2 separate regions of the Homo sapiens genome follow, and region 1 is linked to region 2. The links are chromatin contacts, found by Hi-C in ENCODE. All regions are on one chromosome and are shown on one strand. Each heading gives the region's core, a stretch centred on a gene start or an enhancer-like site at or near the end of the contact. The rest is flanking DNA. Distances are from core to core; before and after follow the strand shown. Region 1 holds the start of ERI3 (ERI1 exoribonuclease family member 3). Region 2 holds the start of FOXO6 (forkhead box O6).

Region 1 (6,390 bases), core at 130-2,629, 3.0 Mb after region 2:
TTCCCCCAACCCCCACCTCCTGAGGAAAAGGCAGCCAAGTGGGTTTCTAACCAGGATCACAGACACACATTAGTGGAGTCACACTCCAAGTCCCTGTTTATAAATTGGCTTTTAAATGGTAGGAGATTCAGGTATAATAAACTAAGCTCCAAGCAAGAACCCACTAAAACAAGGCATGCTGTATATGATAAAGTCAGAATAAAGCAGAATTTGATGAAGCCAATTTCTGGAAGAAACTCTACAATCAAAACTCATTTAGCCACTCACAACCTACTATAGTTTGAATAGCGTACACTCTTTTAGCCAATAGGATTCATGTTTTGCTGCCCTTCCGCTGGGAGACTGATTAAATGTCTGACAAGAGTAAATGCCATTGAAGTGGCCAGAGACCTCTCGCAGACACAACGATGGGCACTATTTGTTGCAAAATCCAGCTCTAAGGACAAAATCCAAACCCCCATTGAGGGGCCCCACATCCAGCATCTTCCAAGTCAACAAGGAGCAGTTATATTTTGCAAGAACTCGCAGTCAAGCCTCAATCCAAGTTCATGCTTTTTTTAAGAAAACACCTGTTGCTGGACCATTTGCAAGACAGGCAAACAGAAAGCTAGCCAGGTTAGGCCCTTATTCACTCCTTCCACCATCACTACTACCACCGCTTCAGATTTACAAAGAGGTAAACTGCTAACCTGGTGTGTGGGCATGTGTTGGCGAGAGGGTCAAGGGAATGTTCTACCCACAATCTCCATGCTCCATTTCTAGCCTCTCTAGTCAAACCTTTTTCTTCTCTAGTAATCCCAGTAAGTCAACCCCCTTAATAAACTCACCCATCCTGTCTTGCAAAGCTCTGCCCCGCTCCCCCTCCGCCAGAACATTACTCAGTAGATTAAGTAAGCATCCAGGGTAAGCACATGGGCCAGCACCCCAGGTTGCATAAATTCTGCGCACCGCGACCCTCACCCCGCATGCATTAACCAGGGCCCAATCTTGGCGGGGCCATTCAGCATCACCCACCCCGGGGTGTTGCCCCCAACTCGGGCCCATCCAAGTCCAGGGGAGAGTAAGGGGAGGGGCGGGGGGCCAGGAGACCAGCCCTCCTTCCCAGGGCCGCCCCCGCCCCCCGTCAGCAGCGGGAGAGGCTGTCGCCATGGCAACGCCCCCTCCTCGGGGCCAGCGCGGCAGGCTCCCTCCAGGTGCAGGCCCCGACGTCTCCCTCGGCCTCAGCAAGCGCTCAGGGCAGTTGGCGGCGGCGGGCGCGGCCCGCGCCGACTGCGGCGCCGGCCAGGCAGAGGCAGGGCCAGCTCCGCCCGCTCCCCACCGCCCGTTCCCGGCCGCCTGAACAGCGGCAGCCAGCACCACGAGTCCACAACACACCGACTCACCTCCGCGCACTCTGACCCCGACCGACGCGGCGGACGGGCGGGCGCTGTGGCCAACCGCTGAGCCCGCTGCCGACCCCTTTGACCAATGGGCTGCAGTCAGGCGGGGCTTCTTCTCCCCAAACGCTCGCTCTCCCGCCGACATGCGCGCTAAGGTATGTCAAGATGGTGACTCCCGGCCGCCGGCCTTATGGGACTTGTAGTTTTGACGTTGCACAAACTCAGAAGAGAAGACGGGGACGGGGACATCACTTCTGATCTGTGAAAGGAATTTTTTTAAAATGAAACTTTCTATGGCCTACAGCGATCTAACCAGGATCACAGACACACATTAGTGGAGCCCCCCATCTCCGTTTTCCCGCCCTCCAATATACCCGTAAGGTGAATGTGGGCTCACAACGTGACAGAATTCTATTTACATGACTCCTCATGATTCGTTCATTCAACAAGTAATTATTGTCATCTACTTTCGGATGTGGGCCTGGGGGAGACCTGAGACAAGGAGGGATTAAGCTAAGAGGAAAATGCTTAGATTTGTGAAGGGCCGTCCTAAGGAAGAGGGAACTGGCTTGTTCAGGTCCACTCAGAGGAAACTTCTGTTTAAAAGGTTTCTGGCCTCAGCTGTGAGGAGCTTCCCCAGTCAGTCTCTCCAGTAAGCTGGAGAGACCTGTGTTTCTTCATCCTGGTTATGCCTTTCTGGGTAGTCATGGGTCCCAGGTTATGAGCTGGGAATGATGGCTTTGACAGCTTCCCAATCGGTCAGGACCCCATCCTCTGGGCCCAGCTTCAGTTACCAAGCCCCTCTGTGTGCTGTCTGCATACTTACACTTAGGATGATGTCATTTCTGGGCCCTACCACCTCTGAGAGCGGACCTTACCATAACGGTTTCCACCTGAGCTGAGAGTGCCTGGTAATCCCCATATCAGGGAATGCCTTCCTTAATCCCACCCACGTCATAGGTTAGGTGATTCTGCTGTGGACCTATAGCATTTATCATATTGTCTTATAATTGTCTGTTTCCTTGTTGTCGCTCCCACAGGGTTTTAAGTCCTTTAGGAAAAGCATTTTTTCCATATTGTTCATGTTGTATCAGTAATACACCGCATAGGGCAGGTATAAAGAAGGCCCGCAATAAATGTCTGCGAACAAATGAGGGAATATCCAGCAGCAGGGACAGACTTATCCCGAGGTCAGTAAAGTGGAGGCACTATCCCCCAACTCTTGGAGCTGGAACAGATTCTCCTATTATTACCTACACATTAACCCCAGTTGGTCAGTCAGTCCATCTGTATTTATAGTGCCTCTCTTAAGTGTCAGGCACTGTTTCTGTTGCTGAGGATTCATTGATGAATAACGACACACCTCTATTCTCAAGGAGCTTTTAAATTGGAGAGGGAAGCTGGGTGTCGTGGCTCACGTCTGTAATTCTAACACTTTGGGAGTCTGAGGCAGGAGGATCCTTTGAGACCAGGAGTTCAAGACCAGCTTGGGCAACATAATGAGATTCTCATCTCTACAAACAAGTTAAAAATTAGGCAGGCATGGTGGCACGTGCTTGTAGTCCCAGGTACTCAGGAGGCTGAGGTGGGAGGATCACTGGAGCCTGGGAGGACAAAGCTGCAGTGAGCCATAATAAATAAATTGGGGAGGGGCTGTAGGAGGAAGAATAGATAATAAAACAAGTAAATATAAAAATAAGACAAGAGGCAGTGAGATAGCTTTGTTATATACTGAGTTATGGCCTGAGAGTAGGGCACAGCCAATCTTCTTGGCTGTAAGAATGAAGTAAATCTATAGTATCTGGATTCAAGGCTTTATGTAATGCCCAGCCCCAACATCCTCTGTGGAGCCTTCCATGGTCCCCTTGACTTCCCCAGAATGTGTTCTTTCCTCCTTGGTGCACTAGGGCTCAACTGTACAGCTTCCAGGACTTCACCACACTGTAAGTTCTTTTTGTACAAAGACCAGGCAAATTGATTCAAATAATAGAACAGTTTAACAGCTCAGTATACACTTGGTATCTTACACTGCCGCCTAACACAGCACTTGGCTTTCTCAAGCCATGGCTCTGTTGTGTGCTATCTGGTTCCCTAGAAAACAGAGCCTGGGCCGGGCACAGTGGCTCATGCCTGTAATCCCAACACTTTGGCAGGCCAAGGTGGAAGGATTGCTTGAGCCCGGGGGTTCATGACCAGACTGGTCAACATAGCAAGATTCCATCTCTATAAAAGAAAAAAAAGGAAACGGAGCCTGAGGCAAAACTTATGTGCTCAAATTTAATTGGGGAGTTCAATCCCAAGGCATCAAGAGTGAGGGGAGCCGGGTATGGTGACGCATGTAGTAGTCGCAGCTACTCAGGAGGCAGAAGACTGAGGCAGGAGGATCGCTTGAAGTCAGGAGTTCAAGGCTAGCCTGGGCAACATGGCAAGACTCCGTGACTTAAATAAACAAATAAATAAAAGAGTGGGGGAAGGGGGGAAGTGAAGCAGGGAAGGAGGGAAAGAACGTACAAGATAGTGTCTTACTGAGAAGTTGGCCAGTGCCTCAAAGAAAATACAACTAGTTGCTCTGTCGTACAAGGTGTGTAGAACCATCCTGTGTGACAGGGAGAAGGAAGGGTTATGTTACCCCACCACTGCCGTAGCCACAGGGGGTGCCAGATTCCACACCTGGAAGCACAGTCATTCATTTGAGACTAGAAATGGTGAGAGGAATCAAAGCCTCTGGTTGGGTCAGATTAGGTCCACTGCAGTCCCGCCACAGTGGGCACATTGGAGGCTGTGTCAAAACCTAGCCATCATCCCAAGGGAAACAAAGACAACCAGAGGTGTTAGTAAATGAGGTGGGAGTGGCAGTTGAGCTGTGCAATAAATAAGTGGCCAATGGCCAGAGTCGGGGATGCAGATGAGGCAAGGGCAAGTGAATTTGGGGAGGCAGATGAACTGAGTTCAATACACAGACACACAGACACCCTAGCTGCTGGATTGAGCGACTGAGCTAAAGTGAACACTGAGAGCAAGAACAAAAGAGAGGACCAAGTTAAGCCTTTTTTTTTTTTTTTCTTTTTGAGATGGAGTTTCACTCTTGTTGCCCAGGCTGGAGTGCAATGGCGCAATTTCAACTCACCGCAACCTCCGCCTCCTGGGTTCAAGCAATTCTCCTGCTTCAGCCTCCCGAGTAGCTGGGATTACAGGCATGCACCACCAGGCCTGGCTAATTTTTGTATTTTTAGTAGAGACAGGGTTTCTCCATGTTGGTCAGGTTGGTCTCAAACTATCGATCTCAGGTGATCCACCCGCCTTGGCCTCCCAAAGTGCTGGGATTACAGGCATGAGCCACCACGCCTGGTCAGTTAGGTCTTCTTATACCCTGTCAAACCACCAGGAAATGCAGCAAGGTGGTCATCAAAGCTAGGACCTTAACCAGCTGTCAAAGCGCAGAGAGTGCAGGACCCAAGGATAATACATGGCAGCCCGCAAACCTTGGCACAGCTGAGAGAACCCAGACTGGGTCTGAAACCGTTTTATGTGGCAACTGGAAGACCTGCTACTGCTGTCGTAGTCCCTGTAAGCTATGTAAAACAGCATAGGAGGGTGGGCTCAGAGAGAACCTGTTCAGGTTTGAGTCCTGGCTCCATCTGTGACCTTAGGCAAGTCACATACCTCTCTGAAGTTCAGTTTCTTCATCTCTAGAATGTAGATAATACTTGTATCTACTTGTTATTGGAATTAAATATACAACTGCTTAGCACTATCTAGAATAAAGAGTTCAGTAAACAGTGGCTATTACTATTATTCTCACCCTTCCCCTACCCCTTTCTCCTGCCCCTCTTCCCACCATGACCACCACCACCCCACCTCCTCTTCTCCCCAACCCAACCCCCTAGCAGTCTTCTGCCACTCCGGGAGGAGTCAGGGCTGGATCTGGCCATGCCGCCTTCTTCCTGCTTTTCCCCAGAGCTGTTCCCCAAGAGCTTGAGCCATTCATCTCCCTGGTGACCTGAATCTGAACTAAGAGATGGATGTGGGGTGGCAGAGGCCAGGGTGGTAATGTGCTCCCTTATCTCCGTGCCCCTCACTAGGGCCTAGTTAATTTTCCCTTTGATTTTAATATAGATTTATTGAAAGTTTCAGTTATCAAAACAAACTGCAGCAGCAAATTGGTGTTCTTTGCAGGCCTACAAGTGCCTATAAAGCTGCCATGCTTGGGAACGAATGGCGCTCTCCGGGAGGTCAGTCATGGCAACAGGAAGTCCCTGGGGACACACACACTGCAGTTTAATATTTTTCTTATTAGCCTTTTTCTTCTTAGCTATCTAAGCCTCCCCTTTAAATCGGAAATCAAATGGAGCCACCTGCCCAGGGAGGTTCTCTTCCTTAGGCTGTGACACTCTCTGCCTACTCTCTGTCCCCTCTCTAGTCCCAGTGTCCTTACCTCAAATCCTGTGACTCCACCCTGATTTGCCCCCGGGCCCAGAGAGAGTCATGATTCACATGCCCCAGAGGTGTGGCTCACAAATGTCATGAATCCCACAGCTTTGTCCCAACTGTACAAAGTCAGTTTGGGCTATCTAGCCACTAGTCAGAGGCAAAGCAGCCCTAGAAAAGATTGGGGCCCCAGATTTCTTCCATATCTTATGCTCAGAAGGGAGGAAAAAGCAAAGTTTGAAAGCAAAGCAGTTGCTTTCAAAGAGGCAGACGATCCTGCCAGGATGTATTGAACTCAACGGAAGTAAAAAGGAGATGGTGATCCTAGAGAGTGTGCAAGCTCTCCTTCCAGCCCAACAATTTTCCAATTTCATTCTCGTAGTCCCAATGCTACTCCCAATATGGCTCCCCCTCCTCTCAATCGCAGCTTGATTTTTGAGGCTCCTCTCTCTGGCCCCAATTTGCATAAGGACCAGCCAGCACTCTCTAGTGCCCCAGGGGCTCCCGTAGCTAGAACCATTCACTGCCACTTCTAGGATCTGAATCAGTCCTGTCCTAGCGGAGGGTCTCCATGCCTGGTAAT
Region 2 (6,253 bases), core at 1,422-3,921:
GGGAGCTTGAGAGCCAGCCTGGGGGAGCGGGGAAGGGTGAGAGCTGGTGGTCAAGGGAACTGTAGGTAGAAACCATGGGTCTGTGTAATTGAGACACAAGCGTGAGGCACGTGGCGAGTGTGCTTGTGAGTGAGCCTACATGTGTGAGCGGCTGTGAGTGTGTGCATGGTAAGAGCAGGTGGGACTGTATGAGCTGGGCAAAGTAGGAAGGGAAGGTATGTACACACAAAAGCAGCAATAAAAACAGCTAGCATTTATTGCGCGCTTATTCTGAGCCTGGTGCTCACATTCATAAATGTATTTAATTTTTCAAATATCCTGTGAAGGTAGTGCTATTATGGTAGTCATTTGTAGAGTAGGAAAGAGTGGCTTTGAGCAGTTATGTATCTTGCCCATGCTCTTAATCACTATGTTATACTGCCTCAAAATGAATGTGTGAGCAGGGGCCAAGTTGTGAGTGAGAAGAATGTGAGTGTGTGCCATTGGGTGTGAGTTTGAATGTGTGTGTGTGTGTGTGTGTGTGTGTGTGTAGGAGCTGAGTGTACCAGACATGGGCCTCAGAGGAGAGTCCAGGCAGCAGCTGTGGACACCGGGCAGGGCAGGGGCCTGAGTCAGCCTCTAGTGCATCTCTGCCAACCTGGCTTCCCAGACCCATGTTGGCAGCCTGTGCCAGGGCCCCCAGCTAAGGATCCTCCCAGCAATGGTATGGCCCTCAGCAGGCCTCTGCCTCACAGCTCAGAGCTGGGCCAGGGCCGCAGACTGGCGGGAGGCTTGCTCGGTCTCCAGGGTCCCTTAGGGGAGCAGCTCCCAGTATGGACTCCCCAGGCATGGAGGGCATACGAGTGATGTGGTGGTGGGGGGTGGATTCAGCAATGATTTCAGGCTCCTTGTGACTCTAAACAGAATCACCTGGAGGATGTGTGTATGTGTATGGATCGGAGGGGTCGTCAGCCAGCACTTCCCATGCCCACCCTTGCCTTGGGATATGACTCAGGCAAATGCCACGCCAGGCATCTGCAAGCAAGTCCTGCTCCCACCCTGGGGAATGAGGAGGGGCTCCTCCAGCCCCACCCCCACCCTCACCCTTGGCCCTGCTCCTCAGGTCCTAAACTGGAAGGAAGAAATTTTTGAGAAAGGAGGCCATCTCCCATGGCCTGGGCTCAGCCCTCCCACTGCCCAGAGACCTTCGCATCTCCAGCGTCCTCAGGAGCAAGGTACTGGCTGGTAAAGAAATCAGGAGCTTGAGATTCCAGTCCTGGCCATGCCACCAGGGGAATCACCTGCTCATTCTGGGCCTCAGTTTCCTGATTGGCAAAATAGGAATATTGTGCTAAAGGGGCACAAGGTGTTGCTGGCAGCTCAACAAGTGGTCTGGGCAAGCAGAGAACAGAAAGTGTTGGGAGTTGGGGCTAGAGAAGGTGTCAGGGCTAAGTTGACATTTGCACGGAGCTTTGAAGAGTGGGAGAATCTCTGATGAGGGCCTTGCGGCGGGGAAATGGTGTTCTAGGCAGAGGGGATAAATACCCTGAGCGAAGGCCAGCAGGTGCAGTGGTGACTGGGAAACCTAGCTCAGCAGCCTGTAGGATGAGGCCACGGACTGCCCAACCTCTCGGCTAGCCTCGCCCTTCTGAGCTCATGTGATGATCTGATTAGCATCTGACTCCTGACTAGTCTATGCAGTAGGGGACCTCATTTGTTTCAGTTGCTGCTCTCACTGTAGAGCCCTGGACAGTGCCTGGTGCGTCAGAGGTGCTCAATAAATATCCAGGAACTGATTGAGAAGCATCTCCCCAAACACTGTGAACTTTAGACAAGTGCTTGTTCCAACAACCGCAGTAAGAACCTCCCACAGACTCTAAAACAATGGTTTGCAAGGTGTGGTCTCTCGTGCATCACCTGGGAGCTGGTTAGAAATGCAAAGTCTGGGGCCCCAACCCAGACCTGCCGAATCAGAAACTCTGGAGTTGGGGTCCAGCAATGTTAACAAGCTCTAGGGGATGATTCTGCTCTGCGTCAAACTTTGAGAACTGGAGCTCTAAAACTATGACCACAGGCACCATGAAGAACATGTTTGCGGATGGAGGAGCGAGAATTGTGGCAAAGCCTAGCCTAGAACCCAGGTATTCTTGACCCATTCTTTTTCCCCAGCTCAGTCCAGGGCACAAAGAAGAGCAGAGTTCGATCATCCTCCCTGTCAGAGTCCTGGAACGGAGACTTGGGAACGTCAGGAGTCTACAAACAGAGGGCGGGGCAGTCCTCTCCGGAGTAGAAGGCGGGGCCAGTGCCCTGAGCCCCGCCCCATCCCGTTGCCCCGGGAAACCCCGGGTTGTAACAATAACCGGTGACGCGCTTCTGGGAGGGATCCTGTCGAGCCCATGGGCAGGACAGTCCAGCCGCGGACCAATGGGAGTGTTAGGGCTCCGCCCCCTAGCCCCCCCGCCTCCGCGCCGAGCAGGGGGCGGGGTCGCGCCAGCCGCTCCGCCCCTGCTCCGTAGGCGGCGCTGTTGCTTGCAGGGGCTGCGGCGGGGTCGCCCCGAGCTGGGAGCTCAGCGCCCGGTCTCCCAGCCCGCGGGCGGGGCACCTGGGCTGGCTGAGGATTCCGCGGCCGCAGGCGAAACGCCCCGCCCCCTCCCGCGTCGGGCCCGCCCCCTCCCCGTCCCCCGCCCATCCCGAGGTGCAGCCGGCGCTGAGCGCGGCAGGCGCGGGAGCTGGCGCTGGAGCCGGAGCGGCGGCGGCGGCAGCATTCACCGGGCGGCGGCGGCGCGGGCTCCGGCACCGGCTCGGGCTCCGGCATGGTGCAATCCGGCCTCGTCCCGGGAGAGCAGGGCCCGTGCGCAGGGCCGGCGCCCGGGGAGCGGCGGCAGCGGCGGTGGCGGTGGTGGCTGCAGGCGCAGGCAGGCGGCAGGTGCTAGAAGCGGGGCTGGGCGAGGTGTGTGCCCGCTGGGCTCCCGGGCCGCCGCCCCCTCACTGCCCAGGTCTTTCCCTCCCTTCGTGCTCCCCAGCGCGTCCAGCCCCCTGCCTCCGCGCCTCGGCCCATGGCGCCCCGCGGCTGAGACAGCGCCGCCAGGGACCCCTCCCGCGGGCCTCCCCGGGGCGTGCAGATCCCGGAGCCGCCCGCCCACCCTCCGCGAAGCCTCCCTCCCCTCCTCGCCCGAGCCGGGCGGGACCATGGCTGCGAAGCTGCGAGCGCATCAGGTGGACGTGGACCCGGACTTCGCGCCGCAGAGCCGGCCGCGCTCGTGTACCTGGCCCCTGCCGCAGCCTGACTTGGCCGGCGACGAGGACGGAGCGCTGGGCGCAGGGGTGGCCGAGGGCGCCGAGGACTGCGGGCCGGAGCGCCGGGCTACGGCCCCGGCGATGGCCCCAGCGCCGCCCCTGGGCGCGGAGGTCGGACCGCTGCGGAAAGCGAAGAGCTCTCGGCGGAACGCGTGGGGGAACCTGTCCTACGCCGACCTCATCACCAAAGCCATCGAGAGCGCCCCGGACAAGCGGCTCACGCTCTCGCAGATCTACGACTGGATGGTCCGTTACGTGCCCTACTTCAAGGATAAAGGCGACAGCAACAGCTCGGCCGGCTGGAAGGTGGGGGCGTCCGGCTGGGGAGGGGGCTGGGGACGCCGACTGGGGCTTCCAGGGGCTGCTAGGTGTGTTGGGCTCCAGGAGGGCCGTCAGAAGGAGGGCTTTTTGGCACCCCCCGGGGTCACAGAGTGTGCGCCCAGGGCGTGGGGCCGGCCAGCGGACGGGCGGGGGCGTACTGGGAGCAGCTGTGTGCGTGCTCCCTTGCGGGGAGGGATGCGGGGTGGGAGGTCTGGTAGGGTGACAAGGGACTGCCGCTTTGAGGCGTCCCCGAGGCACGTCCCCACCCTGTCCTTGGGGGCATAGCAGAGGAACCCATTCCCAGGCCGCGGACATTGGGGAGCCTCCCCCTCCTCCCCCAAGTCTGCTTTGTGTGACTCTTGTTTTACCCTTTCCACCAGGGCACCCTTCTTAGAGCGCTGGAATAATGACTTGGGGCCAATGCCGGCTTTCCCTCCCAAATCTCTATCATTGCGCTTCCTGGAGCTGTCCCCAGGGTGAGGAGTGTGACCATGGGCCCACAGTTCTTCTTGTGGTGCCAGAGTTCACCCTAGGGCACCAACCAGCCTGGAGTGGGGAACTCGGCAGGTGACCTGAGATCTGAGTTCTCCATGGGGTGGCTGCTGCCCCCCTTACCTAGATCAGGATGGGGGTCACTGGTGATGGCCCCTGCTGGTGTGAGGACAGGGTGTTGAGAGCTGGGGATCTGTCCATACCCACCCAGGATGCTTTTTTCCACTTCCCTAGCTGTCGGAGCCCAGATCCATTTAGGGGCTGGGGGAGGGGCAGGGTACCCCAGGGAGGCCTCAGTGCCAGCCAGTGGAAAGGGGGGAGCCACCTTAGGAGGGGACAGGGGCTTGCTTGGATTGTGGCCTCTCGACCCAGCTCCTCCCCTGGCCATCTTGTTGGAGAGTGGGGATAGTCTATGCCTTTGGGGGAGAGGAGGCTGGAGACCCCTCCTGTGCCTAGGAGGCGAACTGTCAGCCTCCCTATGGGAGGAGTGGCCTCTGTGAGGGAGGCATGCCTATGTCAAGGGAGGGGGCTGTGCCCTGTGGTGCCTGTGAGCTGGGTCAGAGGAAGGAGGTGTGCCAGTGGAGGAGGGGAGACTTGTGGGCATGAACAGCTCTAGATACCCAGGGGCAGCATTGTAGAGCCAGGGTATCCTGACCTGGGAGCCCATGGCTCTCAGGGTTAGTGCTGGCAGCTTCTGTCCCTCACCGGCCACTGTGGGGCAGGAACACAGGCTGGAGGAGTAGACCTGGGTCTCTTTCCGCATCCCCTCTCCCATCCCCTTGGGCTCAACCCCCACCAGAACACATTTCCCCCAAGTGTGTCCTGCACTCCCCATGCCCTGGCTTACTCCTCCCTGTAGATGTATTCACTGTCCTCAAGGGTACAGAGTTCAGATGCCTCCTCCAGGAAGCCTTCCCTAAACCCTTTTTAGCTAGCTTAGGACTCCCCTTTCTCTGGCCCTCTCCCTGCTGGTAGCAGGTTTTAGTCATTTGTGTTCTGTCTCATTTCCCCTCTCTACCCTGCTTTTGGAAGACAGTGGCAGTGTCAGAACCATTCTGTGCCCACAGCACCCAGCATACAGTCTTGACACCAAGAAGCCACCAGTGTGTGTCTAGTGAAAGAGTAGGGAACTGAGTGGATGGTGCAGGATGCTGAGGCAGGGGACAGTACATTGGGCCAGAGTGGCTGGGAGGGCTTCTTGCAGGACATGTAGCTCCAGCTGGGCTTGCTGCATCAGGCAGCATGGGGAAAGATGGGAAGAGGGAACATGAGGCTGGAAGTAAGCAGAGAACTGCAGTTCATTGAAGGTCTTGGGGCCAAACACTGTGAGAGGCACCTTGACACATCTGCCTTTAACGCTCTCAGCAGTCCCTGAGGTGGTTTTACTGTGACCAAATGGTCTCCCTCCAGGGTCTCCAAAGCCGGCATTGGCCCCAGGTACAAGGAAGGCCCTGAGGCCCGTATTTAGGAGTGAACTGGTCACACAGTTAGTAGATGGGAAAGCTGGAATCCAGCCTACATGTGTCTCCCTCCAGGGTCCCCAAGCACCTCTGGAACAGTGTCCTGCTGGCGGGGGGGTGGGGGGGTGGGAGGGACACACTGAAGGCTTTGAATATGGGCAGGTATAAATCCTAAAACGTGATTGAGAATATGCTTGGAGATAGTTTAGACCCATGAGTTCATTTCCCAGACGGTGAGACTGAGGCCCTGGAAGGGGATAGGAGTCTTGCCACCGGCATCACTGAGCAGCAGGCCTTGGATGAGGGCCCAGGCCTCCCGCCTGCCCATTGGATGCGGTTTCCACAGCACCACACTGCTAGGGACACACCGATTCTCCCTGTGCCTGGGCTCCCAGTCACGGGCTGTGTGTTGGAGAGGGAGCCTAAGGCGTGGGCTCCTGACCTAGGTTTTGGCAGAGACCACCCAGGCACTGGAAAGGGGCCTGCCTGATGCTGTCCCCTTCCACTTCACCCTCTACCCAGCTCCCCAGCAAGCCTACTTCCCCACTTATTCCTGGAGCTTCCTGCATGGTGCCCTTCCCCATTCCCAGTCGTTTCCTCCAGAGGCCTGGTGAAAGAGCCGTCCCAGCTCCCAGCCAGGCTCAGGTTGACAGACAGAACACCTCAGGTGCCAGGCCTGGGGCCAGGGCCCACTGTTCTCTCCT

Evidence for each region. A loop is a pair of places that touch in the nucleus more often than their neighbours do. Pooled maps may share reads with other maps.
Region 1: a loop to region 2 is called in a map of CD8-positive, alpha-beta T cell, with 12 times the contacts of the local background. The contact joins the promoter of ERI3 here to the promoter of FOXO6 in region 2. A Hi-C loop is called at or near these places in 2 of 168 maps with a recorded cell type or tissue (CD4-positive, alpha-beta T cell and CD8-positive, alpha-beta T cell) and 6 of 50 pooled maps.

What each region holds. Positions count from the first base shown.
Region 1 is chr1:44,353,878-44,360,267 of GRCh38, forward strand. ERI3 (ERI1 exoribonuclease family member 3) reads right to left here and starts at 1,380. Exons shown (of 9, transcript NM_024066.3): 1 at 1,015-1,380. The coding sequence starts at 1,149. RefSeq lists a silencer at 1,115-1,344 and enhancers at 1,214-1,714, 1,615-1,664.
Region 2 is chr1:41,358,763-41,365,015 of GRCh38, forward strand. FOXO6 (forkhead box O6) reads left to right here and starts at 2,672. Exons shown (of 3, transcript NM_001291281.3): 1 at 2,672-3,582. The coding sequence starts at 3,169. RefSeq lists enhancers at 2,078-2,147, 2,215-2,509 and silencers at 2,308-2,967, 3,168-3,387.